2 separate regions of the Homo sapiens genome follow, and region 1 is linked to region 2. A link is a loop called in an ENCODE intact Hi-C map of the cell type or tissue named here. Cell type or tissue: gastrocnemius medialis. All regions are shown on one strand. Each heading gives the region's core, and the rest is flanking DNA. Links, peaks and the distances in the headings are about the cores only. Region 1 overlaps UBE2B (ubiquitin conjugating enzyme E2 B). Region 2 overlaps CAMLG (calcium modulating ligand).

Evidence for each region. Peaks named below come from ENCODE experiments on the same cell type or tissue, not always from the same donor. Only the 100,000 strongest peaks of a DNase experiment are listed, where the experiment ranks them.
Region 1: a loop joins it to region 2, with 2.0 times the contacts of the local background. A loop is called at or near these places in 17 of 110 quality-filtered maps.

The regions. Positions count from the first base shown.
Region 1 is chr5:134,373,291-134,376,103 of GRCh38, forward strand. It overlaps UBE2B (ubiquitin conjugating enzyme E2 B), which reads left to right. Exons shown (of 6, transcript NM_003337.4): 2 at 1,093-1,173. Among named protein-coding and RNA genes, the nearest start is that of UBE2B, 3.1 kb to the left of the region's middle. In gastrocnemius medialis, for the core only: a CTCF peak has its summit at 1,149; no DNase peak of the experiment used is centred there; H3K4me3 peaks cover 1,094 bases; H3K27ac peaks cover 1,630 bases.
Region 2 is chr5:134,743,744-134,746,556 of GRCh38, forward strand. CAMLG (calcium modulating ligand) reads left to right here. Exons shown (of 4, transcript NM_001745.4): 3 at 244-309. Among named protein-coding and RNA genes, the nearest start is that of CAMLG, 6.6 kb to the left of the region's middle. In gastrocnemius medialis, for the core only: no CTCF peak of the experiment used is centred there; no DNase peak of the experiment used is centred there.

The sequences.
Region 1 (2,813 bases), core at 210-2,709, 370 kb before region 2:
TGTGTTTACACTGAGGTTTGCTTTTTTTTTTTTTCTTGTAGCCATTTTGCAGAAGTAGCCTGGTTAGGATACACAGTCTTTGCATGTTTAGAGCAGCAAAATCAATGGTTCTGTAAAAATATTACTTGCTTTTGAGGTTTTAAACTTTTTTTGGTATAAGAGGACAGTCTATATACATCAATTCTTTTTTTTTAAATATATTTTAATTATACTTTAAGTTCTAGGGTACATGTGCACAACGTGCAGGTTTGTTACATATGTATACACATGTGCCATGTTGGTGTGCTGCACCCATTAACTCGTCACTTGCATTAGGTATATCTCCTAATGGTATCCCTCCTTTCTCCTCCCGCCCCACAACAGGCCCCTGTGTGTGATGTTCCCTTTCCTGTGTCCAAGTGTTCTCATTGTTCAATTCCCACCTATGAGTGAGAACACGTGGTGTTTGGTTTTTTGTCCTTGCGGTAGTTTGCTGAGAATGATGGTTTCCAGCTTCATCCATGTCCCTACAAAGGACATGAACTCATCCTTTTTTATGGCTGCATAGTATTCCATGGTGTATATGTGCCACATTTTCTTAGGCTAGTCTATCATTGTTGGACATTTGGGTTGGTTCCAAGTCTTTGCTATTGTGAGTAGTGCCGCAATAAACATACGTGTGCATGTGTCTTTATAGCAGCATGATTTATATTCCTTTGGGTATATACCCAGTAATGGGATGGCTGGGTCAAATGGTATTTCTAGTTCTAGATCCCTGAGGAATCGCCATACTGTCTTCCACAATGGTTGAACTAGTTTACAGTCCCACCAACAGTGTAAAAGTGTTCCTATGCATCAATTCTTGAAGAGATAATATTGAAAGAGGGATGATTCTCAAGCCCTTTCAATTTTTAGATAATTTGGAGAGGTATTTAATAAGTATATATACCTGGTTAATATATTTAAGTCATATGGTTCATTTTAGTTCACAATAACAAGGAAATGGAGTTAGTCTGTGTCTCAAAATAGATGGTATAGTGTCTGTAGGTGTTTACGTGGCCTCCTTAGTGGCCTTAATGTTCAACTTTTTAAATTACCACGCTGGATTTCCAGGTTACAAGAGGACCCACCTGTGGGTGTCAGTGGCGCACCATCTGAAAACAACATCATGCAGTGGAATGCAGTTATATTTGGGTGAGTTGAAAGGTTTAACAAATAATAGGTGTGTGCTGAATCTTTAAGAAAAGTAAACATATAACAACTGTCTAGGAAAAGAAACTGAGGTGGAATGAGAGATCTTAAGGACTAAAACTGCAAGATAAATTAGAAAAAAAAAATATTTCAATTAGAGTTTTGGCCCAGCACAGTAGTAGCTCAACGCCTGGGAGGATCGCTGGAGCCCAGGAGTTCACCAGCCTGGGCGATATAGTGAGACAGTGAGACTCTGTCCCCTCCCCACCAAAAAAAGTTTTGGCCCAGTCTGGGCAACATAGTGAGCCCTTGTCTCTACAAAAAGTATAAAACTAGCTGAGCATGGTGGTGCATACCTGTGGTCCCAGCTACTTGGAAGGCTGAGGCAGGAGGATCACTTGAGCCCAGAAGTTTGAGGCTGCAGTGTGCCATGATTGTGCCACTGCCCTCCAACATGGGCAGCCAGCAGAGCCAAGATCCTGTATCAAAAAAAAAAAGGAAAAAGTTTCAGCAGTTATATAAAGTTTATTTGCTCTTTGATGTTATTACATATGGTTTTATAATCTCTTGGGGTTTTACTTTTAAAATACTATTCAAAACTAAATGGAATGGAATAATAAAGGAGAAACAATAAGTTACTTTATATAAAACATATCACGCAAATGCTCTCATTCTGTTGGAGCTGTTAAAAGGTTTGGAACCAAAAATATTAAGAACTTCCACTGTGGCAAGAATTTAAGCGAAAATGATTCACAGCCCAGTGTGAAATAACAGAATGCAGCCATTTGAGAAGCAGTTGTAAATTTTACCTACTATGTATATTGCGTATATGCTTTTTAATTTAAAATTTCCTTATGCTTTTTCTTTGGTTTTTCTAGACTTGATCTATTTTTTCTTTCATTCCTTTGAAACTAGAGTTTTGCATTAAAAAGTAAAAGGAGTATGTTGATAAACAGAATTCTGACACTACAGAATCAGCTACAAGAGTCTACATTTAAAGACTAGTGGAAAATGAGTGAAGTTCATCCTCATAAAGTACTTCTGAATTTGAGTTGAATACATGGCACCTTCAGGATATTATCCTGCTGCTTTGAGATCCTGAATATGCCTTGCAAGTAATAATTAAACTTTATGCTCCATCCTGGCTAACACGGTGAAACCCCGTCTCTACTGAAAATACAAAAAAAAATTAGCCGGGCGAGGTGGCGGGCGCCTGTAGTCCCAGCTACTCGGGAGGCTGAGGCAGGAGAATGGCGTGAACCCCAGGGGGCGGAGGCTGCAGTGAGCCGAGATTGCGCCACTGCACTCCAGCCTGGGCGACAGCGAGACTCCGTCTCAAAAAAAAAAAAAAAAAAAAAAAAAAAAACTTTATGCTGCTGCTTAGGAAAGATGAAATTGGGATGTGGGGACAAGGATCTGAGCAAACAAATCTGGCTTTTTGGTGACAACTATGCTTAGCCTATTTGAACAAGAGTTATGGCTCCATTGGAAAGCAGGACACTTGGGTTTAGCATCATAACTAGAGTATTGCTTTACATCATATTGCTGTAAAATGAAAAGATGTCTTTTCCTCTTAAGAATATACATATGGGCCAGGTGCGGTGGCTCACGCCTCTAAATCCCAGCACTTTGGGAGGCTGCGA
Region 2 (2,813 bases), core at 254-2,753:
TAATCCCATCTACTCAGAAGGCTGAGGCACGAGCATCGCTTGAATCTGGGAGGTGGATGTTGCCATGAACCAAGATCGTGCCACTGCACTCAGCCTGGGTGACAGAGGAAGACTCCGTCTCAAAAAATAATAATAACAACATTTTCTTACAGCTTTTGCTTGGAATTTTCTAGCTGCTGTTTGATTTATTGTGATTTGAATGATTATGTTGGAAATATTTAATTTTATCTTCTATCTTCACAGTCCATATTTGCTCCATTTCTTACTTTACAACTTGCGTACATGGGATTATACAAATATTTTCCCAAGGTAAATTAATTTTTTTTCTAAATTTCGATGATGTGTTTGGATTGATTTATGACTAGCTAATTGAAGGAACTTAAAAATGTTAGTCCTGCTTACGGTCTGAATCAGTGCTACTCAAAGTGTGGTTTGCCCACTTATCTCCAAACTATGTGTTTGTGTTTGTTATACATTAAGTTCAAAAAATGAGTAATTGGCCGGGCGCAGTGGCTCACGCCTGTAATCCCCACACTCTAAGAGGCTGAGGTGGGTGGATCACCTGAGGTCAGGAGTTCAAGACCAGCCTGGCCAACATGGTGCAACCCCATCTCTGCTAAAAATACAAAAATTAGCCAGGTATGGTGACGCACACCTGTAATTCCAGCTACTCAGGAGGCTGAGGCAGGAGAGTTGCTCCAACCCAGGAGGCAGAGGTTGCAGTGAGCCAAGATTGCGCCACTGCACTGCTCCAGTCTGGGTGACAGAGTGAGACTCTGTCTCCAAAAAAAAAAAAAAAAAAAGAGTAATTAGAAACTTTTATAGCAATTTGACATTGCCATAACATTGTTATTCTGTTTTACAAAAATACTGTGGATTGAGGTCCTTCATGAAAAAGTGTGAATAGTACTTGTTTAAGCAAAGTATTAAATTTAATTAGTAAATTTAGTAATTCATTTTGTCTATAATAAAGGAAATTAATTAAAAAATGGATTTGATTATCTCATTGTACTTCATATTGGACACTTAATAGCAGTGCACTTTATCTTCAGTGTTGAGGGCCTGATATTTGCAATAAATATTTGGCCAATATTACAGAACAGAATGATGTTGAGAGTCAATGTTTACCTGGCCTACTTGACTACAGATATATACAGTTTTATGAGGCTTGGCTTGCCTGACATAGACGATAGCCTAACTAGTGTGATCGAATTTTGTGGGAGCTTTTTGCTGAAAAAATTGCTACTTGGCTGTCTGCGTGTTATATTTAATGGGCTGACAGACCTGTGTATGATTTTAATGGATTTGAAGCATTTGTATTTTTGAAGGGTCAAATAGGTCAAATATAAGAAGTAAAAGAGTAAATAACATTGTAATTTTAATTAAGCATTTGTTTAGAAATTCACCTTTGAGGCGGGGCGCGGTGGCTCACGCCTGTAATCCCAGCACTTAGGGAGGCTGAGGCAGGTGGATCACGAGGTCAAGAGATCGAGAGCATCCTGGCTGACAGGGTGAAATCCCATCTCTACTAAAAATACAAAAGTTAGCCGGGCGTGGTGGCAGGCACCTGTAGTCCCAGCTACTCGGGAGGCTGAGGCAGGAGAATGGCGTGAACCTGGGAGGCGGAGCTTGCAGTGAGCCGAGATTGCGCCACTGTACTCCAGCAGCCTGGGCGACAGAGCGAGACTCCTCAAAAAAAAAAAAAAAAGAAAGAAATTCACCTTTGAGGCTGGGCGCCGTGGCTCACGCCCTAATCCCAGCACTTTCGGAGGCTGAGGGGGGTGGATCACCTGAGGTCAGGAGCTCGAGACTGGCCTGGCCAACATGGCGAAACCCCATCTCTACTAAAAATATAAAAATTACCCAGGCATGGTTGCGGGTGCCTGTAATCCCAGCTACTTGGGAGGCTGAGGCAGGGAGAATCACTTGAAACTGGGAGGTGGAGGTTGCAGTGAGCCCAGACTGTGCCATTGCACTCCAGCCTGGGCAACAGAGCGAGACTGTCTCAAAAAAAAAAAAAGAAAATCACCTTTGAAACATTGATTGTAGTTTTGCAGTAGCAAAGTTTGGAACCTAAATGTCCACTGAGTGACTACATTAAAAAAAAAAAATTGGCCAGGCACGGTGGCTCATGCCTGTAATCCCAGCACTTTGGGAGGCCGAGGCGGGCGGATCAGCTGAGGTCGGGATTTCGAGACCAGCCTGACCAACATGGAGAAACCCCGTCTCTACTACAAATTCAAAATTAGCCAGGCATGGTGGCGCATGCCTGTAATCCCAGCTACTCAGGAGGCTGAGGCAGGGGAATCACTTGAACCCAGGAGGTGGAGGTTGTGGTGAGCCGAGATCGCACCATTGCACTTCAGCCTGGGCAACAAAGCAAAACTCCATCTCAAAAAAAAAAAAAAAAAAAAATTATAACGTATCTATTCAGAATGAAGATGCTCTCAATGTACTGACAATGGTAAGCTCTCCAAGAAATATTAAGAGAAAAAAAAACAAAATTCAGAATAGAATCTATAGAATCTATACTAATTTCTTTTTGAAAAGAAAAAATAATGTATTATTTGATTTTGCTTATATATGCATAAACAAACTGAAAGACTATACATGAAATTATTAACAATACTTATGTGTGTGATAGAGATGTATATATGGGTACTATGTAAATGGAAGAGAGAAAAGGGAGACTTTATATATTCTCCCAACAAAACAGCATTTTGTTATAGCAGGGTTTTTTTTGCTTGTTTGTTTTTGAGACAGAGTATCACTCTGTCGCCCAGGCTGAAGTGCAGTGGCACGATCTCAGCTCA